Linked DNA regions of Homo sapiens: regions 1, 2, 3, 5 and 6 are each linked to region 4. Evidence: chromatin loops called from intact Hi-C (ENCODE). Cell type or tissue: heart left ventricle. All regions are shown on one strand. Each heading gives the region's core, and the rest is flanking DNA. Links, peaks and the distances in the headings are about the cores only.

Region 1 (5,358 bases), core at 464-4,463, 160 kb before region 4:
GCTACTTGGGAGGCTGAGGTAGGAGAATTGCCTGAACCCAGGAGACAGAGGTTGCAGTGAGCTGAGATTGCACCACTGCACTCCAGCCTGGGCAACAGAGTGAGACGCTGTCTCAATAAAAAACAAAACAAAACAAAACAAAACAAAACAAAACAAAACAAACCACAATGTGATATACTGAGTGTGAAGCTCCTCTTCTAGAATGGCAAATCGGGGACCTTGGTGTACAGATGTGCTGCTATGCAGTGATGGCAAATAAATCTGTGCTTGTTTCAAACTGAGTTTTTAGATGGGTTACTTAGTATTTAGCCTTCTATCACCTTCAAACTACGAAATTCTACCTCTAATCCTCCCATGTGTAAGAAGACACCTCATGAGAACACATCATTCTCTGAGATAGTGATTTATTTCTCACATGTTGACAATCCTGAAAAAAAAAATCTCTTATGGTCTGAAGCTGGCATATTGTAGTTTTAAGCAGAGACCCCAAAGTAATCCCATTTCTGGGTGATTTCATTAACCACTTGCAGTGACTTTCCTGATCTGGAGATGATTTTCTACCAGAATCGGAAGTACTCATTCCTTTGGTATTTATTTAGTGTCTTCCATATGCCAGGCATATGCTCAGTGCAAGATAGAAAGCTCTTTGTCTTCAAGGAAGTTAGGGTGTAGAGTGGGAGACTGCCATTCAAACTAACAATTCCCATTCATGATGATGAGTTCCACTGAGGTCTGCACAAGGTGCTACTAGAAAGATGGGGAAGTAAGCCAACACAGCCTAGTGGGGGCACTGGGGAAGCCTTCTTTGAGTGGAAGATGATGCCTGAGTAGGCATAGGAGGAGGAAGAAAAGTGTTCTAGGCAGAGGAAACAGCACTTGGGAAAACAGAGAGTCAAGAAAAAGTAAAAGGAGTTGAGGATCTCCAAGTATTTTGCAATGGCTAGAGGATCAACCCCATGTGTGTGGGCTGAAAACAAGGCTAAAGAGGTTGGTAGAGCCTCCCTCATGTGCTGTGATCAAGGAGTTAAACTTTATCCCAAAGGCTGTGGAAAATCTCTAATGGAGTGTAAGTAGGGGAAAAACAAAATACAGACATGTGTGTTGGAAAGCTCTGTCAACAAGATGGAGTATAGACTATGGTGGGGGATGATGGGAAGAGACAGGTAAGGAATGAACCTAGAGGGCTGGGGATTAGTGACAAGATTGGCCCAACGAAGGAGTAATCAATGTCAGATGGAAGACCATGGCCTTTAATTGCTGTTGAAAAACCCTTTCATTCCTTAATAAGCCCTATTTGTCATGGTACATTTTTTCGTGTTCTGTATTTACCTATGTTATATTAGAGACTTTTACATTGTCATTAACTAGCAAAATTGATCTGAATTTGGAAAGTGTATTTCTTTTCTATGCTTTGAAAGGGTTGAAATAATACCACATTATTTGTTCTTTAGAGATTTGGAAAAAAAAGCTTTTGAATCTTTTTTGACCTAGTTTTCTTGGGTGTAGGATGTGTGGGGAGTAGTTGTTCTTTGACTTAGAAGAGAAAGATGATAAATCTATAGTCATGAAATAAATCAAGAATACTTTCAATTTGGATGTTATAATTTCCTAGAAAATATTTATTTCATCTAGAAATTCAAAATTATTTTTATAGAGTTTTTACAAAGTACTCATAATTCTTTTTAATATCTTATGCAGATGAGGTTTCTTTCTCCCTTTAGTCTCATTGTTATTATTTGTGTTTGTGCCTTCTCCTTTTTAATTTTTGTTTAGGCTAACTGCTGATTTATGTATATTACTTCCCCCGCCAAGAATCGCCTTTTGGTTATATTGATAAATTCTACTTTCTGTCTTCTGTTTTATAACATATGCATTTCTTTTTATTGTAAATAATGTTTTCCTTCTGCTCTCCTTAGGTTTAATTCCTTTTAAATTATTGAGTTGAATTCTTATTTAGTAATATTTAGTAATATAAGTATAGAACTTCAATTTTTCTACTGTTAACAGCTTTAGCTGTTTACTATGGTTTATTATTAACTGAGTGCATTTAATATTATTATTTTCTAGATATTCTGCAACTTTGGAGCCAATAACAGAATCATGAACTAAATAAATTGTTAGAGAATGAGTTAGCATTTTCAGGTGATTCATTTTGTTACTCATTTCTACTTTTATTGCATTATAACCAGACAGCATGGTCATTACTATTATTACAATTTGTTTTTTGAGGTTTATTTTGTGCCCAATATATAGCCAAGTTTTTGTAAATATTTTTACAAGTATTTGAAAACAGTTCTATACTCTTTTTAAGGATGTGGAATTATAAAAATGTAATTTAATGAATTAGATTCTAGATTCTTTATATCCTCACTAAATTTTTGAGTATTTAACCTATTTGAGGTTGAGAGAAATAAATCAAAATCCTCCTCTATTTGAAGAATTCTCATTAAATTTTCTGCATTTTACACTTTATGTATTCTTATGTTATAATAATTAGAATGTAAAATGTAACATTAGTGATGTCTTCATTGATATCACTAGATTGAATGTTTTTGTGATGATAAACTGTGCTTTGGCCTTGTTTAATATATTTTTTGCCTTGAATTCTGTCTGGCAAAGACGTAAATAAGTGCAAAAAAGAATAGTAATATGAATAATTTTACCTATAACCTTTATGAATGACTATTTGAATAATATAAAGCATACAGCTAGTTTTTGTTTATTCAATCCAATTTGATAATTTTTGATGAATTTATTGTATTTACACATACACATGTAACATACATATTACATTCATAACGTGTGTTTCAATCCTGTCATCTTAGGGGTTTTCTCTTTCTAATGCTTCCATAGTTTTCCATCTTCAATCTCCCATCTTTGGTTATATGGTTTATGTCTTCTTTATTTTGGTTCTGTTGCTCCCCTTCTACTGACATTTTGAGAGATTTGTAATCTGGTTTTTAGTTCCTCTGGGGGTCACTGTTATGACTGTAAATATTTTTTAAGGCTAGCTCTATTGACTCCTTGCTATGAAATACAGGGAAATAAATGCCCTTGTTCATCCATCACCCATATCTCACTACCTTGCTTTTTAATTTCTTTATTTTCACAATGTCAAAGTTTACAAAACATATTAAATGTTGTAAAATTCTAATGGCTCCATTGTTCACCGCCAGTCCTTAAATATCAAAGCTTCCCCATTTCTGGTTCTTTACTTTGGGTCATCTTTTGGCTGGCTGGGGCTCATTCTGTATCCGTTTTTCTCATGAGGGCTTATGGTTGTTAGGTCCTGACTGCATATGCATGTCTAAGGACCGTATTTATGGCTGATAATTGGTTGGCCTGAAATTGTTGGGGTACGGTTATGTCTTCCGAAGACTCTGTAAACATTGCCCTGGAATTGAATATTCTGTGGATGTATCATGCTAACACAGTGTTTCTATTTTCATCATTGCTCCTTACCCAAAGATCCTTTAATATTACAGATATGCTCTATATTTATTTATATATTATGGTCCTCTAGAAGGCCACAAACTATTATAATATCTAATATTATTTTCATTCCCCCAATAATAAATTTTTGTCCCCTTGAAGGCAATATCATCCCTCTTGAGAATGAATGTAGTAACCTGATGACCCTTATCCTCTTGTAAGTGACTACTTTTTCCGTGTAGATAGTGGATTTATTTTTTTCTGCAAATTTTCTTAATTCATAGTGTGTTTTTTTGCGACTGCAGATTTAGGGCTTTCTTTTATCTCTGCCAACTTTTATTGTATTTTGAACTTTTTTCAGGGCTTATTTATTCCATTCTCTTATCGAAAAATAACAATTCTATATTAGGTAACTGCTTTCATCTTCCACATCTCTAATCTTCTCTTTGTCATCTTCTTTTGTCCTTTTTCCCCCATTTTGCCTAATTGTCTCAAAAAGTACACATCATTGCATTTCAGATATATATTTTTTCTTTCTTGCTGCTTTTAATGGTTTTTAAAATTTGGGTAGTAGTTTTATTGTCTTCTATTTCATATATATCATAGCATCACTGTTAGAATTATCGTTCTAATTTTGGGGGTAATCTTTTCCTTCTCTCCCTCTCCAGGTAAGCAGATTGCCAGCCAGAGGATCCATGTGAATTTGCAGCATAGTTCCATGGCTCATAGGTCTTCTATTTGATGATTCTGTACTAATTTATTTTGCTTAGTTGGATGTTGTAAGCAAGTTCAAAGCTAGTTGCTATTTCTGGTCTTTTTTCCTCCTTGCCTCATCTCAGGCTGTTTTCAGCATAGGAGTCTTACTCGGAAAAAGCAAAGGTGAAAACAGTACTTCTTCAGTCCTTGTTCTCCCTCTGTTCATCCGTGTGTAACAAGACTCCTCTACCCTTCCCCTCTTCTCCAGGATGGCCTCCACCTCAAATGGCCTCATGGTCCTCCTTCTCATCGTTCTAGGTAAAGCTGGGACCCATGGGTCCCTCCCACTTATTTTCAAAGAAATCTGCATTCTTATTAAGACTCAAGGAGGTATGAATTGTTTTTCACTATCTCTGGTTTGGGTCTAAGGTTTACTATCTTTTGACAGTATTCTTCACAGCCTGGGGTTGGGAATTGTAGCCATTTTCTATTTTTCATTTTAGATGCAGTTTTCTTCATTTTTTATTCTTTTGGATTGTATCTAATAATTTCAGGAAATTAAGAAGAGTAAATACAACCTTAGTCCTCATCCTTGACTAGAAATTCTCAGCTCATGGTTATGCATCTCCCCAGTAGGTGCAGTTTACATTCCCTGTTCAGAGTTGTGACTAGGATCAGGCAAGAGGCCACTAGTTATAAAATAGGGATGCCTATTAGGCATGCCCAGTTAGGGATTTCAGATAGTTAAAGGATTAAAAAAAACCCTGTTACATTAGGAAGTGTGAGAAATAAGGATACAAAGAGGCAGAGAAAAGAGAGAAGGAAAATTCTACCAGGTTTCTGTGACAAGATGGTTGTTGAAAATCAACAATGAAATTAACTTGAAAATTACCAGAATCCAAGGCTGAGGAGGAAAATCACAATGGCCTATTCAGCTTTCATCTTGATGAGGGGAAGCACATTATCCAACAGAGATTAACCATTATTCTGCTCTAAAAATTCATATGAAGAATTTGTTAAATGAATATCTGCGTGCCCTTTATGTTTCTGACAGCAGGAAGGTTTGGAGAAGAGGAGCTGGGGGCCTGGCACTCAGCTGGTCCCCAACAGTGAGGGAAGAACTTGCCTCTGCCCTCTGGGTTCACTTCCTGATGCTGGTCCTGGGCCTTCCTCCTGTGCTTTACACCTGGTGCTTTACACCTTGGCAGTCTTGGTTCCTGAAACCTAGGT
Region 2 (5,358 bases), core at 718-4,717, 360 kb before region 4:
CATGGCCAGACTCAAGCCGTGCACTCCTGGAAGACTTCCAGAAAATTATGCTGTGCTCTTCCTGATGCAGAATGTAGATTCTTCCCTTGGTGTTACCTTGACCACTTTGTCAAGTTGGTTTCTGTCATATTTCTCCTCCAAAAAGCCACTGTTTTTTCCATTGTGATTAATGAGTATTTTGTAGGGAGATATTCTGGCATTGTACCAATATCCTGTTCCTCACTGAACCTTTACCCACCATCCTTAGCAATTATTGACATCTTCCTCTATCATGGTTGCCACATCATAGAATAAGATCTATAATCTCCCATTTCTGTCATCCTATCTACTTTTATTAGTTGGCATTCACTGTAAGGAAGGGCTTTCCCTTCTCACCCACTTGTTTATTTATATCTTTAAGGCCTCATAGATTCTCATTTTATCCAATGGATTGTAAATCATCACTATCATTATTTATTTCAAAGGTCAAATTTTCCAAATTTGGCCAGTGAAACTCCCTTCAGGCTGGCTCCCAAGTCCTTTTGACACGTCTGTATCAATCTTTGAATACTTCTTTACTTTCTGAAACAAGATATTCCAAACCCACCTTATACTTCGTACTTATTTATTTAATTATTTATACGCTAAGGTCTCATTGATTCCCATTTTATTGAATGGCTGTAACCCATCACTATCATTATCTATTTTAAAGTAACTGCTATTTTACCTCTAGTCTCATTTCCCTAAAATTCATCCAATATTTGCACCAGATTAATCTTCTAAAAGCATAGCTACTGTCCTTATTTTTTGACCATGCTGGCATCTTTGAAGAAGCAGGAAAAAACCCAAGCTTCTCATCCAGCATTCAAGACGCTCCCCACTCTGTCCCCATTTGCCCTGGCCATCAAGTTTCCCAAGACTCTCTGATGTGTTTCTCCGTGGATGTTATGAGCACCTCCTCATCCTCTCATCCTCCCTCCCTCCCTCCCTTCTTTTTTCTCTCCTCCCTCCCTCCCTCCCTCCCCTCCCTCCCTCCCTCCCTTCCTTCCTTCCTTTTCCTTTCTTCCTCCCTCCCTTCCTTTTCCTTCCCTCCTTCCTTCCTTTTCCTTCCTTCCTTCCTTCCCTCCTTCCTTCCTTTTCCTTCCTTCCTTCCTTTTCCTTCCTCCCTCCCTTCCTTCCTTTTCCTTCCTCCCTCCCTCCCTTCCTCCCTCCCTTCCTTCCTTCCCTCCTTCCTTCTTTCCTTCCTTTTCCTTCCTTCCTTCCTTCTTTCCTCCCTCCCTCCCTCCATCCCTCCATCCCTCCCTTCCTCCCTTCCTCCTTTCCTCCTTTCCATACTTATCTAGAAGCTGCAATGTGTCAGGCACTGAACTAGGCACTGAGGACAGAGCAGTGAATGAAATGAAGTTCTTGCTGTCATGGAGCTTGTCCTGGAAAGAGACAGTAATCACACAAATACATATGCATCAGGTAATAGTAAATGTTGTGAGAAAGAATAAAGCAGAGTAAGGGGATAGAGTGAATGGTGCGTGATTGAGGGTGTGTCTATCTCTCTTTCTACCTGTGTGTGTGGATGCACAAGCGATATTTTACACAGGGCACATCTAGAACTTCCCTACCTTCACACCTCCTTCGCTCATATCATTCCTTCTATTTGGCATTTTCTTCCTTGTTGATACTTGAGCTTGAACTTCAAGAAATAAGGTTTTCCAGTCCTCATGACGTCTTCTCTGATTGCCCCAGACCCAGTGATCCTTCTCTGAACAACAACAAAAAGCAAGTAGAAAACATGGGTCTGTATATACAGCATGTTATATTGAAGTGATAAAGTTATACTGCGAAGCATTATAATTTATATATATAATAAATTATATATATTATAATTATATATAATATATATATCTATTCCTCTTTCTATCTTATCTCTGTAGCACATAGTAGATGCTTGATCAGTTTGAATTAAAACATAAATAAAAGGACCCGTGAAGATGAGAGAGATGGGAAATATGGCGGACTTTTAGAAGTTAGTGAAAAGATTGTGACTTTTTCTAGAACCTTTGGCTATGATCTCACGCCACTGCAGCATCTGCAAGTTTGAGGATTCTAGAGCTAGGGTTTTATTTTCTAATTTCATAGATGGCAGATGACTGAATGACAGTTTCACATCATATTTTCATGTCAACTGCTCTTGATGGTTATTTCTGATTGATTTGACACCCTGGTGAATTCCTGCAGCAGATCTTTTTTGAAGTTTATTTTTTATTTTATATTTTAAGTTCCTAGGGTACATATACAGGCTGTACAGGTTTGTTACATAGGTAAACATGTGCCATGATGATTTTCCCTGCAGCAGATCTTGGAAAAAAAGAATTGCCATGTTAGAATTCAATGATGTTAGCCTGAAACAAGCAAGAAAGCAGACAGGCATATAACCAATCAACGCAGCCTCCTCCCTGCTATCGCACGTTCTTTTCTTTTTTTTTTTTTCATCCCCAAATAAACATAATACCTGTGACGTTTAAAGTCTAGGTCAGATACTGTCTGCCTGATGTAGCAATTCTCTCAGGCTGTATCTGCGATACCAGTGCGGCCGGTGAAGAGGGCGATGGTGAATTGCACCAATAATGCTGTAGGTGGCGCTGTGTACTTGATGCATGTGGCCAGCGTGTCTCGAAGATTTCTTTGGAGAACGGATGGCGTCTGGCATCGTTTTAGTTAAACGTGATCTGTCGGTTTAGTTTCTGTGGAGCAAGTCTGAGAAACAGATTAGCCAATTTCTGACCCTAAATGGAAGGTCAGACGTTCTGTGCTCAAATGTAGCATTCGCCGTACCCTGCATGATATCTCGGGCTGGGCATTGGAATGATGCTCATAGGCTGTGAAAATGACCCTAAGGTGTTTCTTCCGAGACTTTGCCGGGGCGTCTTGTCTGGGTTTTGTACTTGGAAGCAGAAACTACATTAGAGTCACATTCTAGGCCTCTGGAGGTTAGGGGGAGGTTGAGTTGAACATGACTCATCAGCTATCTTTAAGCAGCAAGGCCGTTTGGTGCTTTAACTGATGTAGCTCAATTTTTCAATCCAATATTGCCCTTTAAAGTGGGCCCCTGGTTGAATGAAGTCTTTATTGCCCTCATCCCATTCCCAAGTTTTTGGAGCTCTTTCTTTGTTAAAAACCTTTATGACCATTCAGGAAAATTGGCCTAGCGGCTCTGATTGTGTACTGCAGATCACCTAATAGGAGAAAATTGGGTGCTGACTATATCATTTGTCAGCCAAACTGCAGGATCTCGAATTCCTTAATTAAACTTGCAGGTTTCAGGTTTTAAAAAATGAATTCGTGTCTTCGTGTCTTATTTTTACAGATTTTGAACATGTAGAATTGAGAGAATTGAAGAGCACCTAAGAACTATGGACTAGATGACCTCCTAGTATATTACAATGCTAATTCCCTAAACACATTTACTAAAGGCATATCTGACTTCAGGTGTCTCTTATATATTCTTATATTTAAGAAAATATTCTCATGTATTTATATTGAAGGGAATGAGAGGATGCTTCCTATCACATTTCTCTGTGAAGTTATTAAAGATGAATTTGAATATTTTTACTTTTTTGTGTTGTTTTTAGATGACTTCCTCCTTTTACTTGTGACCAGTAGATGGCTCTATGGCTTTCCTTGAGTTAACAGGAGTTAGTTTGGTGCCTCTCAAAGTAGAAGGTTAGTTCAGTTTTGCCCTGGCCTGAGGGGAAATCTTGAGCTGTTTTTTCCAATCCCACAGGAGAGGAGGATGGCTGATGAAGGTTCTTTCCCTCCACCTAGAAAGATTTAAAGAGTACTGACCTGTCTTCGTCTGTTTTCTGTTGCTGTAACAGAGTACCATGAACCAGGTACCACCACCCTCCTACACCATCCCTACTCTCTGCCTCTGGATCTCTGAGAACCTTACGTTATGAGTGAATGTGTGTGGAGGGGGATTGTCCACTGGAGTCGTCAGATAATGACTAAGTCTGGGGGCTCACGTGGGCATCAGTCCTGTGGATGGTCACTGGGCAGTGTGCTGGCTACTGTTGATCAAAGGTCCTGCCCAGATGCCAGAGGGAAGGATGACTATTGTGACTCCTCAGCTCTGGCCATGTAGAACACTAATGGAGTCTGGAGTATCTGACTATCTGTAGCACTGACTCAGTTCTGTTTGTCTCCCTGGTGCTGGGGGTGACTGCTTAGAGGAGGTGGGGCGTGGGGGTGTATCTCTGGATGCTGTCTGTGTTTCTGTCCACATGGTCTCTCCAAATAAAGGCCCTTTGTGAATTGCCCTCATCACTTTTCTTTCATTGCTGTCATTCTAGGAGTGGGAACAACTGTGCCCAATCACATATATTCTTAAATCTTTTCACCATATTCTTGTGAGGTAAAAATTGCTAGTGCTCACTCATACCTGGTTCTCCTTTCCTCCCTGGCACAAGTGAAGTTGAAACTTACCAGCCCATCTTGTAGTTAGGTGGAGCCATGTGACCTGTTCTAGCCAATACAATTTGAATGGGAATAGTATTTCATATTTCCAGGCTGTTAGGGACTGAATTGTCTCACCCCATCCCCTCAACCCCATTGAAGCCCTAACTTCAATGGGATTGTATTTGGAGACAGTCTTTAAACAAGTAATTAAGGTTATAATGGTGAGGCCCTAATCCAATTGACTGGTGTCCTTATAAGAAAAGAAAGAAACAGTAGGGATCTGCACACTTCATGTGAGCATGCAGAGAGTAGGTGGCCATCGGCAAGCCACGGAGAGAAGCCTCCGGAGAAACCAAATCTCTCACACCTTGATCTCGGACTTCCAGCCTCCAGAGCTGTGAGAAATAAATTTCTGTTGTTTGAGCCACCCAGTCTACAGCATTTTATTATGGCAGCCCTAGCTGACTGATATACAGGCTGAGGAATTTAACAGTGAGTGTGAGTTCTCCATTCTCTCTTCCTCTCTTTATTGACCTTCAGGGGATCTGTATTCCAGATGATGTTGCTAAAAGCTAGAATGGGGAGGCCCAACCCAAATAACTTTTCTTGTGCCAATCCACTGATATTTCTGGTTCAGTTTTGCCGTAGTATAGCCCAGCATTCATCAGGCAGACCAACTCAACCTGTACCTCGCCTTTGAAAACAAAAGCTAAGCATGTGACCATTTGGCTCTGCAATTCCATGGGATGAATCCTCCTTCAGGCAATGGATGCCTCCTGTTTGGATGCATGAATGGGGTTGACTCACAACATAATTGAGAATATCAGGGTAAAAGAGTTGGTTAATTGATCGCAATATTATAGTGCTACAATTACATAGGGCCCCAAGCAATCTAAGCGGTTTCCTCTTAGTGTTCAAACAGCCCTC
Region 3 (5,358 bases), core at 509-4,508, 280 kb before region 4:
TGGAAGCCAGTGTGGGAGAAGATGTCTGAGGAAGCACTGCTGGTGGAGAAAAGTCAATTGAAGGAAAAATTGGAAAGTGCCCACTTGGTTTACCAATTAGGAGGAGATTGGCCAGAGAGGTTTTGTTTCTATGCTAACACTCATGGCGCTTTCACCATAAACCAGGCAGGTGTGATGCACCACACATACAATGGCACAAATACACCTCAGTTAGGTTTAAGTGCAGTGGTGGAAGCTGAATCAGGATGGCATTGAGTTGCTGAAAGAGCAGTTGGTGAGGAAATGGAGACACAAATAGACCTCATACTCTGTTGGGTATTTTGTCTGTGTGGGGAGGAAAGAGATTTGGTGAAAATCAGAGGAGATGTTGTCTTGAGGAAGTTTTTTTCCCTTCCCTTCCCTCCCCTCCCCTCCCTCCTTCCCTCCTTCTGTCCTTCCTCTCTTTTTCTTTTTTTCCCTTTCACATTTGAGAACTGTGAGACTCCTGAATGAAAAAATTCTAGAGATGGAGAAGCATGAGAGATGATGATGATGGAGTCAAGTCTCTAAGGCTGGAAGCTCAGGTGAAAGGATTAGTCCTGGATAAAAGGAGGAACATGTCACAGGGACAGTGATGTGTTTAGGAGTGGGGGCAAAGAGATGGAGATGGGGGAGGAGGAAATGAAAGGAGCTCAGTTCTCAAGTCCTCATTTTCCCCTCTGTGCAGAAGGAGGGAGGGGGTGAGACAAGAAACTTAGAAAGGCAGATAAAGTTTAAGAAATTGCTGATGTGAGGAATGAGAAAGGGACATCCAGAAGGACTGCCGAGCACCACAGAAAGTTGAAGGCTTTTGAGTTTTTGTTTCCCCACCCCCAAAAGTGTATACGTGATTCTGTCTAACTGTTCCCATGTGGAAATGGACAAGTGGCCAGGAGCACCAGGTCAAGCTGCAGATTCATTGGGTGTGTGATAGACTCTTCAAAGTCTACTCCTAGGTAAAACACCCAAAGATGAGTCAAGAAAAGTAGCAAGGCATCATGCCAATTCACAGTCTAAGACTTTGCTCACATAATACAGTGTATTTCACTCTTTGTTGGAGATCCATAAAACCCAGCTACTAGGTCATTGCACTCAAACAGCCAGATGGTAGAATTTAGCATAGATGGTTTGAAAAACCAACAAATGAATGGGTGAAAGTGTGAGTGTGAGGTGACTCTTAACTGGGCAGGAAGAATGAAAGACCAAGTGGTGAAAGGTGTGAAATGTGGCATTAATAATTACTTAATATAGATATTAACTTTCTTTGTGGAGGCACTGAGGCTTTTTTCCCCAACCCCCAAGATTCTAGTTTTATAATAAAGAGAATCCAGCAAGAGGAATAATACAGTTAGGCAATTCTGTAGACCCAAAGATGTAGCTGTTGAGCAAGAAACTTCTCAAGCCTTCAGAGTGATGGGGTAGGAATTCAAGAAGGAGTGAGAAAGGCCAGGGGACTCTGGTTTTGATGCTGCTCTGAGCCAGGTTTTCTGTTTATTACACGGTTTAATGTAAGTGTAAGTGAGCTGCCATAGAATTTTAGAGCTGGAAGAGGTACATGTGCATTTGCATGCCAAGCAGGGTTTGAGCCAAAGTCCAAAGACAGCTGTATTTGCATTTCATCTCATACGGGGCCGACAGCTGGTCTCTTGTGAAGCTATCTGTCAATTATTAGTGGAATCTTCTGTGATCCTGCCTGACCCACCAAGTCCCATGGCTTGCCTGCTCTCTGAACTTATGCCTATTATTCTGTCCTGCTTCAGATGTAGAAAAGTCTACTTTTTGCAGAATTTAAGATGAACATATGTGTAGCTGCAATGCCTCCTCTTGTCTCCCTCACCTGAATGTGAGTTGCTATCTCAGATAAAGGACGAAAGTAGGACTTGGGTATAATAATCTCTCCAATGGTATGGGTAGGGGCGTGAGGAAGTAGCAGCTGCTGTTAAGGACCCAAGGGCTCATAACTGTCTCTACTGGCTTTTATATCCTCCTGCACTCCTCATCAGAGAATTGGGCTGATGATGTCATTTCTCATATAAATGCCAAGAAATTGACACTTGCATTTGAGTGCCTCGTAAAATGGCTTCCATCAATTATCCCTGCTTAATAGCATTACAATGTTAATAACAAATAATTCTCACTAAAGACTTGGGATTTTTAATACAGTTAAGTGTTGGCCTGTGGCCATGGTTCCCTTCCCTCCAACCTCCAACCCAAATCTTGTTAATTCTCACAAGCTAGTCTGAGCTAGAACAATGAAGTGAAAGGCTTGTGGGGAAAGCACAGTGAACTAGTATTTGAGTGGTGTTGCAGTAGATGGCGCTATTTCCTCTGAATCCAAGCCCGTTTATTGTGCTGTAATCAAGAATGTGTCACATTCCAGGTAGCAACAGAAGCAAGAGATGAAATGAGGACCTGCCTTCTAATCCATCAAAAGCCAGATTTCACCTCAAGTTCCATCATATGGATATTTGAGTTTCGGGCAATGATTAGCTGTGTGTGTAGATTTAAAAAATCTAGCAAGCATTTATGAACATAATGTCCATCTTCAATTTTGGCCAAGGTAAAAGTTCAGCTCCTCATTTCTTGAAGGATTCTAGACAGTCAGAGATGTAATTTTATTGTTGTTTTTTAAATACAAAACTTATTTTTTTGTTTTTATTTTTTTAAAATCAGTTTCCTCAGGTTGAATCATGAGGATAAAATTTATTTTTACATGTCTGAAACCTAAGCTACGATCTAGGCTGCATAGGACTTCTTGTTGCCTTTCACAGGCCTGGATGCCAACTTCACAAACTCAGCCATGCACTTTTTAGAGATTGTATTTTACTGAGCTTAAGCAAGGATACATATAACCCTGTTTATAAGATAATTCACTACTTACAAACTGTTGCCTAATACTTGATTTGAATCCTCCCCTCTTTTTTCCCCACAGCTACATCACTGATTTAGTCTTTAGCTCTGACAGGGAGTCTGAGTTAGGGATGATGTCAGTCTAGTAGCAAATGAATCGGTTAGGAATCCACAATTTTGACAGATTCAGTATTATTAAAAGATCTATCTTTTGTGCCATTATACTCCATGTTCACTATAAAAGAATTAGAAAATATAGTAAGCAAAAGGAAAATAAACCCAAAGATCAAAATGGTTGCACTTTGGTATACTTATTTTTAGTCTCTCCTCTCTCTCTCTCTTGCTCTCTTTCCCCTCCCTGTTTCTCTCTTTCCTCTCCCTTCTCCTATCCACTTATATAACACGTGTGTGTGTGTGCGTGTGCCTATCAATAAAGGCTGTCAAAGTCCTTGCAGGAAGCAGATGGCACACTGCCTATTTACAATGCCTAGGGACTATCTATAAAGGTGGACAGAGTTATGGAAAACTGGTAAGTACCGTACAGCTATAGTAGGGAGCTGTTCAGGTAAAGGGGTCTTCACCTACAGGCCCTGAACCCAGAAAGCTAATGGATGGATTGCATCTTTCCTGGCCCTTTGACTTTCAGTACAGTTTCATCTATGAGAGGCACCTGCAGAAGCTCCCAGGGTGTGAGGAGAGTGAGGTGGAGGTGTTATTCTCCAGGCTCCCTCCGGCTAGTTTACCAGGGCTTGGATGCGTCCCTCCACTGAGGGCACAGCTATGCTTCTGGACAACCTTCATACAGTTTCTCTGAGTTCTGGTGGCCTCTCCCTCCCCTTGCCTCTTCGAATCCTTGCTCTCAGTGGTCCCTCCGTCCCTTGTTGTTTTCCCTTTGCCTTGCTCTCACCTTTTAAAATAGTTGCTTTAGGCCAGGTATGGTGGCTCACGCGTGTAATCCCAGCACTTTGGGAGGTGGAGGCAGGAGGATCTCTTGTGGCCAGAAGTTCAAGACCAACTTGGGCAACATAGGGAGACCCTCATCTGTACAAAAAGTAAAAAAAAGCCAGGCACAGTGCCTCACGCCTGTAATCCCAGCATTTTGGGAGGCTGAGGTGGGTGGATCACGTGAGGTTAGGAGTTCAAGACCAGCCTGACCAAAATGGTGAAAGCTTTCCACTAAAAATACAAAAATTATCTGGGCATGGTGGCGCACCTGTAATCCCAGCTACTCGGGAGCAGAGGCACGAGAATAGCTTGAACCCAGGAGGTGGAAGTTGCAGTCAGCTGAGATCGTGCTACTGCCCTCCAGCCTGGACAACAGAGCGAGACTCTAAAAACAACAAAAACAAAAACAAAAAACAAAAAACAGTACCTGTAGTTCCAGCTACTTGGGAGGCTGAGGTGAGAGAATTCTTTGAGCCCAGGAGCTCAAGGTTACAGTGAGCTAGGACTGCGCCACTGCACTCCAGCCTGAGCAACAGAGCGAGACTGTGTCAAAAACAACAACAAAAAAAGTCACCTTATTAAAAAACCTTTCTCAATTACCTGGTTTGAGTGTGCTTTCTGCCTAAACTCTGATTGATACTCCTGTCTTTCATCAAGTCTCATAAATTCTCAGACATTTTATTCTGATTGTTGCTTTTACCTCATACTCTAATTTCTCTCCTGGAATTTAAATGAGATGTATTTTAAAACTTCTCAACTCTCTTAACCTCTCTCTCTTATTTTCTTTTGTGTTAAATTTATGTAAGTATCTCTCATATCTTCTATATCTTTATCTCTTATTGCTGCATTTTGAATGATTTTTTTTTACATCTGTGTTCTCAGCCATTTTTACTCTTTAACCTGTTCGTTGAGTTTTACATCATTTTCATTTCTAGAAGTTCTCTCCTTCTTTTTTTTTTTTTTTTTTTGAGATGGAATCCTGCTCTGTCGCCCAGGCTGGAGTGCAGTGGCATGGTCTCAGCTCACTGCAACCTCCGCCTCCAGAGTTCAGGAGATTCTCCTGCCTCAGCCTCCCCAGTAGCTGGGACTATAGGCGCCTGCCACCACACTTGGCTACTTTTTGTATTTTTAGTAGAGGCGGGATTTTGCCATGTTGGCCAGGCTGGTCTCGAACTCCTGACCTCAAGTAATCTGCTTGCCTCAGCCTCCATAAATGCTGGAATTACAGGTGTGAGCCACCGTGTCTGGCCTAGAAGTTATCTCATTTTTTTTTTTTTTTTTTTTTTTTTTTTTTTTTTGGCACAGTGCCTGTCCTTTCCTTATGGTTTCAAATCTTTTTAGTTGAAACCACAATTATTTAACAATCTCTTTTAGGTTGTTATGTTATCGATCATACAAATCTTTCCTTTTGCAATGACTGCTGACCCTTCCTTATGGTAACTCTTTTTCTACTACGTTTTGTAATTTTTTATTGTCAGCTTATTTTCAGTCAGAATTTATTTATTTGTGTGTGTGTCTGTATGTCTTAGAATGTTCTGTATCCTT
Region 4 (5,358 bases), core at 463-4,462:
GAATATAAATTATTCCTCAGAGTTTGCTCTAACTTTTGAGGCAAGAGATCTGCCTTTCAGAGTTCTGTAGCCATCGGTGTACCTGACTTGATCAATAAGCCACCTTGCTGACCTTGTCTCCTACTGCCCTCTGCCTCTCACTGTGTTCCAGCCACAGTGGCCTCCTTGCTGTGTTGTATATCCACTGCAAATCTTGATTTCCTGTTCCCTCTGTGTGGAATGCTTTACCAAGATGGCTGATTAGCTCACTGTCACGCTTTCCATGTCTCTGTCAGAGACCTTCTTTGCAAGGCCTTTTCTGATCACCCAGTGTAAAATGACAGCACTTCCTCTCTCTGTCATTCCTTGTCTCTCTCAGTCTGTGTTAATTTTTTATGTAGAACTAATCAGCATCTGACGAAGCTTTTAGTTACTTTATTATTATAAGTGCAATGAAAGTAAGGACTTGGATTTATTAAAAACCTGTAAAACAGCTTTAATGAGCAACTATTATATACTGGTCACTAATTGTTGCATTAATGAAAGGTGGAAGGATGCAGGGGGATTGGGAAGCTCCTTAGAGACAAACTACTGAACAATGTGGAAAAGACCTTTGCTTGTTGGAGGAGTTGAAAGAAGGCCACTGTGAAGGAAGCATACCAAGCCAAGGGACGATGGAAAAGGAGAGTTTGGCAGGACGAAATCAGGTGGGTTATCGAGGACAAATTAGGATAAATGTTCAAATCCCCAAGAGCCACCAAAAGTTTTAAAACAGACGAGTGATGGTTCATGTACATACTGCACAGGCCTCTCTGATTTTGTGTAGAGAATGAGCTGAGAAATGGCAATTTTAGAGCCCAGTGCAGTGGTCTGGATGGGAGGTGACGTAGCTAGGATTGGTGAGGTGGGGTGGGGGAAGGTGGTGGTCAGAGGTCAGAGATGCTTGGGGAAATTGTCAAGACTTTCTCTGAGAGAGTTAAGTGGAGATTCCTGACATAAGCAACAGTGGCTGCTGCTGTCTTGCTGAGCCTGGGAATCTAGAGGAGTAGGTTATGGGTATTGACCCTTGGGGATGGCAGAGCAGATTATGGTTTCCATTTTAGGTATATTTTCTTTAGGTATAGAGACGTCTTCTGACAGACCTATTTATCTAATCACCTACTTGGCATTTCTACTCACAGTTACAGGCATCTCAAAGCTTAGTATATAGCCTGTAGATGGTATTTGAACTTGCTGGAGAAATCTTCTAAGGAAATGTGTGAGAAGCAAGCAAATGAGAGCATAGGCCTGACTCTTGAGACATTTTAACTTGTAACAGAGATCAAGAGGAAAAGAGAAATCACCATAAGATGGCCCTCCTCACTTAGAGATTCATTCAATCAATTTTTGACTAATGAAGAAACAGGTGCCGAGGGGAGTGAGGAAACTGACCTTATCTTATGGGCAGCTGGGTCGTGAGATTGAAGCAAACTCTTTTTGAAGCAGGGGAGAGTAGAAAGAGTAAATAGTTCAAAATTAGGAAAGGTTTTTGAGCTTTCAGTAGAGTACTTAGTTCATATTACCACTATTTTTGTGGACAAAGGATCTTGAATGTTTTCACCTTCCATCTGAAATCTCTGTCCTCCTTCATTTATAATTGTCTAGAAAAGATGCTTCCATCTCTTTTTTCTTCACTAACCTCCCCTCTGCACTCTCATGACTGCAAAAATTTCCTATGAGTTGCAAACCTTCTTTTAATTAAAAAATTATCTGATTTCTCTTTCTCAGGGATATGTGAAGCTCATGTGTCTACAACTCTTAATAGTGTCAGAAAACAATAAATTGTTGATGGACATGTATTTAAACAATACGCAGAATGTGACAAAAGTGCATTTTTCAAACTTTAATTCTAGAGACTTCTCCCTGTGTTCTAGGGGGAGCTATAATTCTCACTGTTCTGGCTAAAGAACAGATTCAGATCATTAGCATTCTGTTCCTCACAGTAGGGGAAAGTTTTGCAATAAGTTATGCTCATCAGTGCTCCTGCAGACCTTTATGAACAAGGCTCTCTGAGCCCTTAAACGCTACGTCTACCAACTTTATAAAGGTTGTAGAAACCAGTTAAGACAAATCACTAACTACAAATGTAGATCCTATAGGGGACCTGCCAGATCAATGCCATTAGACCCCCTAAATCTTCTCCAAATAACTTTATTATCTCTCCTCTTTAGAGTCGTCATAAAACTAAGTTTGTACTTCATGCCCTTTATAAAGAGCTGAAGTCCTTTGCTCTTTTCGATGAACAACATTTTAGTCAAAATGTACGTGCGCTCCAATTGCTTGGTGAAAAATAGGTCACTGCTAGTCATGTTTAGCATTCTTCTTTCTTCCCCTTTGGGATAGAATCTACTTTCAGACTATTTTTCACAGAGAATAAGGATTAGTGCCTCTTTATCAATGTTGTCCATATCCCCACTCAGTATACTTTATTATCACTGCTAGAAGGTGCTTCTCAAAGGCTGAGTTGTAGAGCCATAAAAAAAATCAAGCTCCCCAAAGCCAGGGAAAATTGAAATGTCACTCTTTACAAGGAGTTTTAGGAGGGAGACTAAGCATTTACTTCAGTACAGACCATCCATTCTATGGCCTAGTTTAGAAACTTTCAAAATCAATTTTAAATCTTTTCTTTATAGCTTTCACATCCCTCAATATCATCCCTTTTTCATTATGAAATTGCCTTGGCCAGGCAGCACAGGCTGGGGTGAGGCAGGCTTGGTTGGGTAGGAGAGAGACTGGTGATTGATTTGTTGTCCAGGCAAGACCCCTCCTGCTGTTTGCAGCGCCGCACACCAGTCTGGCTGCTGGCCTCGGCGCTAGCCCCGGATGCATTAAGCCTGCCTGCTGTTTGGCAGACATTTTCCTTTGTTTGTGCTCCTTGTGCTGCTCTAATAACCCTCCTCAAGGCCAAATTAGATTTAGATGGACGGGGAAGTCAGCTAGAGGCTTCAGAATGACTATGCTAATTAGAAACCAAAATATAAACAGCAACTCCACATGGATCTATTAAATAGGCCAGCATTCTCCATAGCAAATCAAATTAAGAGAAATCCCATTATCTTGCTCAGGGCTTTTGCATTTTTTTCTGACCACATGTTTTAGTGTTTGAGCAAAACGAGGATACAGAGATATTTCATTATATGTCTGGTTCTAAACTACAGCCGTTTCCTCCCCTACTCCAAATTACAATGCTACCGAGCCATTATTCACAATTAAAGCAAACTATTTTTTTAATCCACTGTAAGTTTATGTATCACCCTCTAAAGATTTTAGGTTTTAATATGGCCTCAAATATTTATCCTCACCAGCTTGGCTTCAGTGTAAACTAGTTGCCACAAAGTGTTCTAAACAGCTTTCTGAAAAGCTCTGTGTATCCTATGGGAGTACATGTTTATGAATATCTGCTATAGAAAATGAATATTTCATCCATTAATTTCTAACCTTGTACACTAAGCTGGTTCTACAAGGGAATGTAAAACAAAAGTAGCCTGTTTCTTTATTTAAAATGAGCCAATCCTAGTGGCCAGGAAGTTTTTAGGAACTTAATATTAGAGACAATGAAGCAGCTGAGATGAGCTGTCACTAATAAAGTCAACAGTTGCTGAGCTGGTAACAGGAGGAGGAATAAAAAGTGGGAGGTTTGGCCAGGTGTGATGGCTCACGCCTGTCATCCCAGCACTTTGGGAAGCTGAAGTGGGTGGATCACCTGAGGTCAGGAGTTTGAGACCAGCCTGGCCAAAATGGCAAAATCCCATCTCTACTAAAAATAAAAAAAACAGCGGGGTGCCTGTAATCCCAGCTACTCGGGAGGCTGAGGCAGGAGAATTGCTTGAACTGAGGAGGCAGAGGTTGCAGTGAGCCGAGAAGGCACCACTGCACTCCAGCCTGGGAGACAGAGTGAGACACTGTCTCACCAAAAGAAAACAAAACAAAACAAAACAAAAAACAAGAAACGGTTTGTTCAGAGGCTGGGGCAAAAGGGGGCGGGTCTCTGATAGTCATCCTTAAAATGCTTCTTATTCACAAGGCAACCCTAAAAGGTAGGTATGTCAAAGCTGCATGGTGGAGAATCACAGCTTCTTTCTTTCATTCAACTTTTTGTAAAAATAAGCTTTTCACCACTCACAGCATTTTTCATTAGCACTATGTGTTAGGTGCTCTAGTGACACAATGATCAGCAAGCTGGCAATCAGTCATTGAGGGAGGAGTAGGATGCTGATCACCCTTGATATCTGCTCAAATTCCTCAGCTCCCAGCATCCCCTAGGTGATAATTGATCACCCTGGCCTGCCTTCAGCAAGAATCTTGTTAAGTTGGTTTAATAAGAATCTTCTTATCCTTGACATCTCATCTTATTTTCCATCCTGTGCCTCCCTTTCCCCCAGCTTCTTGGCTATAAATCCTCAGTTGTCTACTATATTCAGATTTAGCCCAATTTTTCCCTTCTATTGTGGTAGTCTGGACACCTATTGCAATAGTACTATTTAAACAAGTGTCAGTAATTTTTTTAATATTTGGCAAGAATAGATACAGGAATGCTCTCTTCTTATAAAAATGCTGAATAAATAAAACGTCTTCCCAACATAACATATTGCTTAAACTAAGTTCTCTGTATCTATCTATCTATCTATCTATCTATCTATCTATCTATCTATCTATCTATCTATCATACCTATCTGTCATGTGTCTATCCACACATAAAATACTCAAAGTTTCTAAAGGAATCTCAAAAGGAATAATGTTAAATATTCTCCACTAACCATTACTGCCTTCAGGGTAATGATTATGAGTCATTAGCAAGCATGTAATATCTTCTTGTTTAAGCCTCTCCCTTCATACCCATTACTTTCCACCTAGGTATCCGTCTGTCTCTCCCACCTTTAGTCTAATGTCAAGGCATTGAAACAGGCCATATTTGAATAACTCTAGATATGTGCTCCCAACATGGGAAGCACTAGCCACATATGGGTACTTATGTTTAAATTAATTAAAATTAAGTAAAATTAAAAATTCCTCAGTCACAGTAGCCACATTTCTAGTACTTAATAGCCACATGTGGCTAGTGGCTACCATTTTAGACAGCACAAATACAGAGCACTTCCATTATTGCAGAAAGTTCTGTTAGATAGTGCTGCTCTAGAGAATTCACACTTGTTGGAACAAAAATTATAAGCAGTTCTTACAGCCACACTTTCAATAGCACAGGTAGTATGGAGAATATTACAGACTAACTTGTACTCATACTCATTTTTAAAGCTCTTTTAGTGTAGTACACTCTGTGACTCCTTTCTTGATTATCCCAGGACAAATTAATTTGTACTGGTTCCTGTGGCTTACAGATTT
Region 5 (5,358 bases), core at 572-4,571, 270 kb before region 4:
GTGGTAGGGGAAAATGTTTTATGTATGTATGACTGAGTTGCTGATTGACAGAGTTCATGGATGTCTCTTTTGAAGTGAGAACAATCTAATCCTGGAGCCACAGCACCACCCACAGATGTCATACTAGATCTCAGCTGTCAACATGCCACCTTATTTTATTGCTATTTTCTTTTGCTTTTGGCTTTCATCAGCTATTGTTCTTCAAATAGCTGGACCACGCTGTAGCATGCCACTGTGAGCACATTTTGTTTTTTTTTTTTTTTTTTTGAGACGGAGTCTCACTCTGTCCCCCAGGCTGGAGTGCAGTGGCGCAATCTCGGCTCACTGCAAGCTCCGCCTCCTGGGTTCACGCCATTCTCCTGCCTCAGCCTCCCGAGTAGCTGGGACTACAGGCGCCCGCAACCACACCCAGCTAATTTTTTGTATTTTTAGTAGAGATGGGGTTTCACCGTCTCGATCTCCTGACCTCGTGATCTGCCCACCTCGGCCTCCCAAAGTGCTGGGATTACAGGCGTGAGCCACTGCACCTGGCCTTTTTTTTTTTTTTTTTAATAGCCACAATTGAGGACTGATGTTGAATGTCCACTGAGTTTACTTTTAGGAAACTTTGTCATTTAAAAACATATCCCAGGAAACCTGTTGTGCCTTAGAGTTACTCATACTACATGGGTCTTTGAGGTTAGGTACCTTCTCTAACCAAAAACCTCATTTCTGTTTAAAGTGAAGTAATGTGAAAGAATGCCAGGATAAAAGCTACTCAGCACATCTGGTGGGATTTCACTTTGTAGTAGAAGGGAAAAAACAAAACAAAAAGCCTTAGAAGTTTTCAGTGCTAAACTGTATCCTCAGAATTCTAAGCCACAATGCACACAACAGCTGGCTTATAGAAGCTCTCAGATAGTTGCTTTGGTAGTGAGGATATGGCCTCTGCTGTGGCTGTGGGCACTGCTGGAGTTCAGATCTGCCCAGGCAAGTCCAGTGCACTGCTGAGATGGGCTGCCAGCAGCTGGGATTTTTGAATTTATTTGCATGATGGTATATACTTTTGGCTTGAGGAGGAAGGAGGCCATTTTGTGTGAGCTGTGTTGCTGGTGGTGGACCCTGGGGAGAGACAACAAGGGGGAGAGAGTAGGCCAGCTCCTTGGACTAGGGCTGAAGCTGAAGACACTGTCTTCCATGACTGAGCCTCTGGTCAGTAGCAGCACCACATGTACTCTCCCAGCCCAGTGTGACTGGGGTACAGAAGCATATTCCCACGTCTGTATGAACCACAGTATAGCTCCTGCACAGGGAGAATGGGAAGAAATGTGCTATCTTCGCAACTGGAGGGTCTGGCAGATTTGGGAGCAGGGAAGGTAACATGGTGCAGTCTTGGGGTGGGCTTGGTTTGACTGCTTGCAGAAGGACCTACAGAAGAGGGGCTGGAATGGGAGAGGAAGAACATGGTGGACAGACAGTTTGATTTCTAAGTGTGTATGTGCCGTGCCCTCTGGAGGCTTGGAGGTATAACTGTGAGAAGGTCGCAGGAAGCTAGAGGGCTAGATAGAGGGTTAGAGCCATTGAAATTTGAATGTTTATCATGACTTTGTACTTGCAGCCTGGTGAGACTTGGGAAAATCCTAGTTATATCAGCCAATAATTTTTTTATTTTTTTACCTAACACAATTTAACAATCACTAATCCTAGAATTAGTGACACATTCTCTAAGATGGATAAAAATGACAAAAGGCTGATAAAATTATCATAGCATGTGTGTATCAAATGCTTCTTGTGCACCCACTCAGATTCTCTTGGACCACTTTTTTATTCTAGTTTTTGCTTTGGCAGCCATCTGTGTTCAGGTGTAACCTGACCCTGTCTCACCTCAGCTGCACTATTTATCACTTGCTTTCTGTCCTGGGGCATCTTTAGTACCATCACCTAGGATACCTGCAGAAATTTGCTCAGTCATTCATAGCCACACACATCAAGTGTGAGAAAGGTAAGATCTAATAGGCAGCTCTTGGCCAATAGGTAATGGGTAATATGGATACATTCTCCCCTGTTCTTTCTCTTCAGGGGATGATTCTGAGGTGCTTTCTACATGATTCTTCAGAGTGTTCCCAGTGAGAGGGAACCCCATTGCCCAAGAAAGAACCAGCTTGATAACACACCTGATTTTGTCTTTCTCTTCTTTTTTATTTCACTCTTTCCAGCACCCAGACCCCTACCCACTTCTGTTCCCACAAGCCCTTGTCTTGTGGAAGGGAAGCTTGCTTCAAAAAGTGGAGCAACCTGGGATAAGACAGGGTGACAGTCAGCTATACATGTATTGCTGACACCCTTATTTTCCCACCAGTGACATACCTGGAAAAAGGGGCTGAGGTGAGGTGAAGGAAGGAGGGCTGGTCAATTTCTTGTTGGTAGCAAAAGTCTGTTATTGTCAAACTCAGTGAACATTTAATACTCTTCTACTATGATCCAGGGCCTGTTTTTACTCAGAAATCACTGAGACAGATCCCTGTCATTAGCAAGCTCACAGATGATTTGGGGAAGGCAAACACGTACATATCTTACAACATATAGAGTACTAAAGAGAGGGTTAGTGTGCTTTAAAGCATGTAGAGAAAGGAACAGTTAATTTTGACTGGGAGTGAGAAGCCTCCACAGAGAAGAAGGCATTTGATCTGGACCTTGAGAGATGAAAAGGCTATTGAAGATAGAGAATTGAAGAGTTGGAGATGCTTAAAAAGAGTCTTACTGAAATGGAATTGGGGTGAACTTTACTGTCCTCCCAGCTTAGGGAGCAGAGGCCTGCAGCCCTAATTCCACTTCCTTTTCTTCCCCTACATAGTGTTTTGATTGCTCTCTCACAACCTGCCTTTTCAGAGATACCCTGCCTTCCTTTTCTCTCTGGATGTTTTATCATCTTTTGTATAGGACACAGTGAGAGAGCTGTAGTTCTTTACCTTGCCTGCGCTGGCTGTGGAGGCCTTATCTCTGGATGCTGGAGACTTGAGGAGACTTATTGGTTCTGAGTGATCTCCCTTCTACTAAGAAGCGGGATGACTTTAGTTTAGATGAAGGTTTTCAGGTGTGATTGCCTAGTGCACAAGATCACTGGGCAACACTCAAGGACAAGCATCTTTATGTTGAGTGTGGAGGTCACATTTGCAGGCTCACCTCCTCTTCTGCTACCATCTGGACTGCTAATCATAACATGTATTCACTAAGTGCATAAACAGGGGTGTATTATTTTCTTGTTTATTTTTGAATAAGGACCAGAGATGCATTTAATTTCCCACGTGTAGAGATTTGACAGAATTTTATGACTTGGACCCAGGAAGGGCAGGCTTGGTGCAAAAGACAGGTGACTGGAAAGGCAGGAACACATTATTCTCCTCACTCTAGTTCTTTACTGTTAACCTTACTCAGCCTTCTGAACATCTGCACTTCTCTGTCTCCCAGGCATGCAGATAACACATTTTTGAGTTTTGATTTCCCAGCTAGGGAAGCAGAACAGTCCCACCAGGTTAAACTAGAGGTTGTTAATGGTTGAACCTAACCTTGCTCAACCAGTTGACATTCTTTTGCAAAGAAAGGTCTAGATCATGGGTGAGTAGTTTAAGGTAGATGGGGAAGTGGGCATGTTGGGCATCTATATTGCTGTCTCCAATCCATTTCATCCTTGCTGCCATGCACACACTCCTCTTCCTATATGTACAAAGATACCTGTCCTAGCATGTTCTATCATATGCATGTCTGTGGATGTTCACTTTACTTCTGACATAGAAGTGACCCAAAGCACAGGGTTCCAAGAGGAAATGGATGATCCTTTGAAAATAATATAGTCCAATGAGGCTCACTGATAAAGAGACTATTATAAAAGTATTGGTGAGGAGAACCACTAGTTATAGTGCAGCAACCCAAATCTTGTAGCATTAAAACTGTTATCACCTGTAGTTTCAAAGGGATGGAAGAGAGGATGGTTTTTGAAAACTGAAAAAAGAGAGACTCACATTGAGTCAACCACATTGAGACGATTAAACGATTTTAAATCAAGGGGCACAGTCAGCTTGAGGCTACCCTGCAGGGAGAGATCCAGGTAAATACTGATCTTGCTTTCATTGTTTCCGTATTCCTATTTCCCGTATGGGACCTCCAATGGCCAAACCCAACCACAGCCAGAAGGTACACAAGCCATGCTGATATATTGAGGACAGGTCAGCCTCCAGGCAGGGAGCTGAGTGAAGGATGGAGAGTGGATGTGGAGGGGCAATTGGCAGAGACACCGAATGACTCTGTGGAAAGACATCTCAGTGTCTGTGCAAGAGTGCTCATCAGTCTCTCTACTTATTGTCTACCATTACTGTCCATTCCCTCTTCAGCTGCATTGTGATCCTACCTAAGTGTTATTATTCACCACAAACAGAATATGATTAAGATAATTAGAATGAAATAATAAACCCTATTTTCTTTAAAAAATAAATTTTAATACAATTTTTAATAAAACTATTAAACAAGAAAAAATTTTCTTGTTTTGTTTTTTTAAAAAAAAACAAGAATGGGAAGATATTTTTTCAGTCTTTGCATAATCTAGCAAGGAAAGAAATCTGAGCTATAAATGGTGGCCACAACCTTGTTTCTAGAATTAGTCGTGCAACCACAACTGGCATGGAAGGCTTTCTCCAGTGGTGCTTGTCTTAGTCCATGTGGGCTGCTATAACAAAATACCATAAACTGAGTGGCTTATAAACAACAGAAAGGTATTTTCACATTTCTGGAGGCTGGAAAGTCCCAAGACTGAGATGCCAGCAGATCCAGTGTCTGGTGAGGGCCCATTTCCTGGTTTATAAATGGCGTCTTCTTGCTTTGTCCTCTCATGGTGGAAGGGATTAGGGTCTCTCTGGTGTCTCTTTTATAAGGGCACTGATACCATTCATGAGGGCTTCCCCACAATGACCTACTCATCTCCCAAAGTCCCCACCTCCTAATACCGTCAACTTGAGGGTTAAGATTTCAACATATGAATTTTCGGAGGACATGAACATTCAGTTTATTGCAGTGCTATTGCTGAGCTATTATTATTTAACATCTGCAGAGCCATAGACACATGCTAAGTGCTTTATACAATTACCTCATTTAATCCTTACAGCAATCCTCATAGAAAGTTACTTATTTTCTTTATTTTATAGATGAAGAAGCTGAGGCTTAGTAAGGTTAAGTAACCTGCCCAAAATGATGAGTCTGTGGCAGAGATGACACAACTCAGATCTATCTGATTCTTAAGCACATGCTCTCAATCTCTAGGCAATGTGGCTTACCCTTCAATGGTTCTCTTGTCTTTGGAAAACAATTTTTCTGGCAGGAGAACAAATT
Region 6 (5,358 bases), core at 925-4,924, 160 kb before region 4:
CCCAGTACAGCCCGCTCCCATGCATCAGCTGGGCTGGGCGGCCACACCTCTCCCTCCAAGGCTGATTCAGCAGTGAGTTTCGTAAAGCTGTTCTGACGCTTGAGAAGTCCTCTTAACACTAAGCAGGTAGTGGATTATGGTTGCTTACTTGCTTTATTTATTTATTTATTCATCCTTTTGATGTTTTCTTTCTAATAAGAGGTATATGAGTCATCTGTTGTGGACTTTATTTTGTGAAGGAATGCTTGGCATGATAAGAACTCTGTAGAAGTTAACAAGTTGAAGAGGAAAAATGACTCATCAACACCGACATTTTATATCACTGTGTGGAATGAAGAAAAATACTACCACAAAATGGAGTTGTGGGTGATGGTTAGGAAATTAGACAAGAGCCATATAAACAGAAAGGCACTTCTTTTAGTTTTCTTTTTTTAAAAGTTTTTTTTTACTTTTGTTTTTTACAATAAAGAACAGGACAAAATGCATTTCTATCCAATTGAATGATTTTAGTTAGTGAATATTTTAAAGAGAAAGTGAGTAGGGATGGTGGTAGAGGGTTGGAGAAGACTCACAGGGTAATAAATCATAGCAATTTAGAGAGTACAGTTTGGGACTATGCTACCATGGACTAGATAAGGGTATTAACTGGGAGCTAGACCTCTGGGTACTGACACCATGGGCTAAATTAAGTGAAGAGCAGATGAGGGTCACACTCAAACCATTCCCACCCCTGCTGTCTAGGTGTCATCTACATCTCAGCTATAGCCAGAGACCAACTTCTTAATGTTAGCTGGTTTGCTCTAGCTAAAACTGATTAACTTTATTGAGGGCTAGTTTTTCTCTCTAAGAAGGTCCTTTTATTTACTTATTTATTTTTGAGACGGCATCTCGCTCTGTTGCCCAGGTGGGAGAGCAGTGGAGCAATCTCAGCCCACTGCAACCTTTGCCTCTGGGGTTCAAGCGATTCTTGTTCCTCAGCCTCCTGAGTAGCTGGGATTACAGGCATGCACCACCATACCCAGCTAATTTTTTTCTTTTTTTTTTTTTGGTAGAGATGGGGTTTTACCATGTTGTCCTGGCTGGTCTCAAATTCCTGGCCTCAAGTGATCCGCCTGCCTCGGCCTCTTAAAGTGTTGGGATTACAGGCATCGTGAGCCATGACACCTGGCCAGATGGTCCTCTCTTTGCCCAACTTTGTGCTATCAGGAAGGAGGCCTGAGGAGCTATGAAGCACGGACCAGCATCTTTCTAAATAACCAGATCAACTGAATCAACTGTTATAGTCAAAGGAGTGACAGATACTTCTTTAGATCCTTCCTTCCTTGCATATTAACAAAGTTAACTTACATAGAACAAAATACACATCTTTTTACAACATGCAATTTTCATTGGTATATAGTGCAATGTTTTCCAACACAAAGTGCCTCTCAGTCTGACAAGAATGATTCTTTAGAAAAGATCCCAGAGTTAAGATAACCTGGAAAAGACAGCAGTAAAATAAACCTTCTTCAAAAAATATTCTCAGAAGGTAGGAAGGAAAAGTGTGGTAGACACAGATATGTGCTGTCCTTCTGAGAAGGACGTCTGCTTAGCTGTGGGGCTTTGGGGAGTGTGGTCAGCAAGATTGCTTCCAGCTGTCAGCTGCTTTGGGCTCTCTCAGCTAGAGACAGTCACTTGGCCAGGTTTCTGCCTTTTCTAGGATGGTCTGTCATAACTGAGGGAGGTTTCAGCCCACCAGGCAGCTCAGATTGGCAATACACATTTCTGAGCCTCCTGCCAGCTTCCTGAAGACTTTATTAGGCCTGCGTTGCAGTTCAGCAACTTCCTGATTCCTCAGTCCTGCTTCCACATGCTTTCTTTCACAGGTGTTGACTCTTAACAAATAAGTGTCTTGCATCACAAACGCCAATGAGATGTCTGCCGGGGAACCCAGCCTGTGACAATTGGTGTCTGTTTCTGAAAAAGCAGGCAGTAAGATGCAGATCTGTAAGGCAAAACTGTGAAGCAGACAGAATATAGTTCGAGAGCACCTCCCATTGCCCCATCTGCCCTGTTCCCACCCTACTGCCAAATGTTCCCTTCCCAAATATCTAGGGTGGTCTTGCTCTTCTGGATCCCTCCACTTCCCCATCCTATGGTTCCCTACACTCTAGGTCCTTTTGCTTTTGTCTCCTGGATATCAAAATTTATGTCTAATATATAGTACATGTAGGTATGAACAGAGGATGGTATCTTAATGTTGCACTCAAAAAATGTTTTCCCTTTACTGGGTACAGTCAATTGGCATTCTTAAATATTGACTTTGTGCTATGAAATGTGGAAGGGATTGGTTTCTTGCCCAAGAGTTTCCTTGTTAGTTTCACCTGCCTTCAGCCTTGTCCTTTGTACATGTGTTTGCCACACTGTCCCTTAAACAGCCTTTCTTTCTTTTTTTTCTTTCTTTTTTTTTTTTTTTTTTGAGATAGAGTCCTGCTCGGTTGCCCAGGCTGGAGTGCAATGGAGCGATCTTGGCTAACTGCAACCTCCAACTCCCAGGTTCAAGCGATCTCTTGCCTCAGCCTGCCAAGTAGCTGGGATCACAGGCAACTGCCACCATGCCCGACTAATTTTTTTTGTATTTTTAGTAGAGACAGGGTTTCGCCATGTTGGCCAGGCTGGTCTCGAACTCCTGACCTCAGGTGATCCACCCACCTTGGCCTCCCAAAGTGCTGGGATTACAGGCACCTGGCCTGAACAGCCTTTCTAAAGCGTAAATTGATGGTCTTTGCCTTTGTGAAACTCCTCCATGGCTCTCCTGACCCTCAGAATAAAATAACAATGATGGTAATAGCTACCTTTTACCCAGTACTTTGTATAGGCCAGGCACTATACACAGCATTCTCTATGGGTTAGCTCAGTAGCTCCTCACCACATTGCTTAGAGGTGGGTAAATTGTTGTTTCCATTTGATAGCCTTGATTCAGGTGCCAGCTCAGGATGTCAGATCCTGTCCTCCTACCACACTGCCCCAATCTTTTTCTGTGGCTGCAGATGCCATATATAACTTAACATCAACTCATCTTTCCAGCATCACTAAACTTCTCTCCACTCCCCACGCTGAACTCCCTGGGCTCTCTTTTATTTCCAGACCTTTGTCCTTGCTGTTTTCTAGAACTCTTCCTGACCCATGCTGCTGCAATCCCAGCTGCTCTCTCCTCACTGAGCTTCTGTTCGCTTTTCCAGTCTCCTTTTAGACATCACTTCCTGTGTCAGCCCCTCTCACCCTTCTCCAAATAAGCTGGGGAAGATGGCCCTCCATGTGTCCACCATTACTGTGATACCTGTTTCTGTCATCCCCACTGGTCTGCCTCAAGTTCTTGAGGGAGGAAACATGTGTTGCTCACTGCTATATCCTCAGCACTGGTAGCACCTGACACAAAGTAGATGCTCAAATATGAGTGATGAATCCCAAGGGAATACATGTACTGTTAATTTCGTGATGGTGGTGGAGGTGTGGAGGCAGGATATCATTTCTTTGGGAGTGGTCTTTTCTTTCTTTCTTTTCTTTTCTTTTTTTTTTTTTTTTGAGACAGAGTCTCACTCTGTTGCCCAGGCTGGAATGCAGTGGCACGATCTCGGCTCACTCGCAACCTCCGCCTCCTGGGTTCAAGCGATTCTCCTGCCTCAGCCTCCCGAGTAGCTGGGATTACAGGTGCCCATCCCTACACCCAGGTAGTTTTTGTATTTTCAGTAGAGATGGGGTTTCACCATGTTGGCCAGGCTGGTCTCAAACTCCCGACCTCAGGTGATCCGCCTGCCTCGGCCTCCCAAAGTGCTGGGATTACAGGCGTGAGTCACCGCACCCGGCCAGGAGTGGTCTTTTCTAGGATGTAGTCATTTTTGCTCCTCCCAAACAAAAAGCCTGTTCTCTGGGACATCAGGTGACAGACTAGCTGTAGAGTCATAATTTCTCACTTTCATTAAGTAGCTGTCCTTATCAGTAGGATAGGTGAACAGCAGCAGAAACTTTTCCCTAGGGAATTTCAGAGGCCATGAGGTTGGAAACTGGAGTCTTAGTTGTCATAACCTAGTTCCCTTGCGTGGTGCTGCAGATCCCCATTGTCTGGGGAAGTCAGCTTGGCTGCTCACACAGTGGGGCAAACATGGGCTCCAGGGTGCAACTTGGGACTCAGATCTGGGCTCTGCCACTTGTTATCTCACGTCTCTAAGCCTCCATTTCTTTCTCTGAAAAATGGAGATACTATCTACTTCTCTTATTTTAAGCTGTGGAACTAATTTATGTTGCATTCCCAGCCCTCAATTAACCGTGGAGTGCACAATCTGATTGAAAGAACCCGATCGAGGCCATTTTCTGGGTGTGCATCCCTGTCTTCCTCTTTGGACAGCCTCTTGGGAAGGAAACATACCATTTAAAAAAGAAAAGTAGGGTTTGTGAGTGGAGCTGCAGCCATCTTGCCCGACAAATTGACCTCTTTGGTGATTGGGGCTACATTTTTTATCCAAGTCAGGTCCAGAGTCTCTTAATGCCATTTTGTCTCTGACCATGTGTGCCACCCAGGAGGATCTGGGGTCGTATCGTTCCAAGCCAGAAGAAGCCTAACGATTGCTTGTTGAAAGAAAATTGTTATGGGCTCTCTAGGTATTTGCAGCCTGACAAATAACTGTCTTTCTCAAAGAGTTTAGACACACATAACTAAACACTGAATACCCATATGGCCCATCACAGATGAAAAGGTGGTAAATAAGAAAAGCCCAGTGTAATCAATAATGTTGTCTTCTAAACTACATGAAGAAAAATTCCAGTCAATATCTGGGATAGTCAGTTCTTTTAAAACCAGGGAATGATGAGAATGAGACGATTCCATATATAGAAAACGATGTGAGGAAATCTTTATTCTAATTCAAAATGTTCACATTTTTGCAATTCATGAGATTTCTCTGTAGCAAAAGAGGAATATGATTGTATATAAAATTTAGTGGCTCTGAACAAAATTGAGTAAATGCTGGAAAAAATTTTGCCGTGTCATTTCGCCTACAAAATGATAAAGGAAAATAATAGCTAAAAAGGCAGCAAGAAATAAGCAGGCTCTGGTTGGGAGTAATTTTTTTTTCAAATGCATTTTTTAATTAAAAAGAAATTGCCTCAGTTAACTGTTTTCAGAAATAAGGCATAAGAATAACCTAAAAACACTGCTTTCTGGAAAGCATAGATATTTATTTTAAATCAACTTGGTTAAAAGACCTTTAACTTGCTATATAGCTCAGTGACTAAATGTTACTGCACTAAGAAACCACAGACTATTTTTCTCAGGATCTTTTATTTTTTCCCTTAGAGAGGGAGATTGTCTCTTCCCTGGTG

What was found. Peaks named below come from ENCODE experiments on the same cell type or tissue, not always from the same donor. Only the 100,000 strongest peaks of a DNase experiment are listed, where the experiment ranks them.
Region 1: a loop joins it to region 4, with 2.7 times the contacts of the local background. A loop is called at or near these places in 8 of 110 quality-filtered maps.
Region 2: a loop joins it to region 4, with 2.6 times the contacts of the local background. A loop is called at or near these places in 9 of 110 quality-filtered maps.
Region 3: it touches region 4 in a loop (2.7-fold over the local background); 18 of 110 quality-filtered maps call a loop at or near these places.
Region 5: a loop joins it to region 4, with 2.4 times the contacts of the local background. A loop is called at or near these places in 11 of 110 quality-filtered maps.
Region 6: a loop joins it to region 4, with 4 times the contacts of the local background. A loop is called at or near these places in 7 of 110 quality-filtered maps.

The regions. Positions count from the first base shown.
Region 1 is chr15:45,912,476-45,917,833 of GRCh38, forward strand. All of the region lies in intron 2 of LOC105370802 (a long non-coding RNA gene), which reads left to right. Among named protein-coding and RNA genes, the nearest start is that of SQOR, 280 kb to the left of the region's middle. In heart left ventricle, for the core only: no CTCF peak of the experiment used is centred there; no DNase peak of the experiment used is centred there.
Region 2 is chr15:45,712,088-45,717,445 of GRCh38, forward strand. All of the region lies in intron 1 of LOC105370802 (a long non-coding RNA gene), which reads left to right. Among named protein-coding and RNA genes, the nearest start is that of SQOR, 80 kb to the left of the region's middle. RefSeq lists an enhancer at 2,824-3,118. In heart left ventricle, for the core only: CTCF peaks have their summits at 2,616 and 3,636 (motif pointing right); a DNase peak (open chromatin) is centred at 2,614.
Region 3 is chr15:45,793,327-45,798,684 of GRCh38, forward strand. The region is part of intron 1 of LOC105370802 (a long non-coding RNA gene); the gene reads left to right. Among named protein-coding and RNA genes, the nearest start is that of SQOR, 160 kb to the left of the region's middle. In heart left ventricle, for the core only: CTCF peaks have their summits at 2,314 (motif pointing right) and 2,517; no DNase peak of the experiment used is centred there; H3K27me3 peaks cover 595 bases.
Region 4 is chr15:46,077,284-46,082,641 of GRCh38, forward strand. No RefSeq gene overlaps it. Among named protein-coding and RNA genes, the nearest start is that of SQOR, 440 kb to the left of the region's middle. In heart left ventricle, for the core only: no CTCF peak of the experiment used is centred there; a DNase peak (open chromatin) is centred at 2,818.
Region 5 is chr15:45,802,767-45,808,124 of GRCh38, forward strand. The region is part of intron 1 of LOC105370802 (a long non-coding RNA gene); the gene reads left to right. Among named protein-coding and RNA genes, the nearest start is that of SQOR, 170 kb to the left of the region's middle. In heart left ventricle, for the core only: no CTCF peak of the experiment used is centred there; no DNase peak of the experiment used is centred there.
Region 6 is chr15:45,919,841-45,925,198 of GRCh38, forward strand. All of the region lies in intron 2 of LOC105370802 (a long non-coding RNA gene), which reads left to right. Among named protein-coding and RNA genes, the nearest start is that of SQOR, 290 kb to the left of the region's middle. RefSeq lists an enhancer at 1-920. In heart left ventricle, for the core only: no CTCF peak of the experiment used is centred there; no DNase peak of the experiment used is centred there.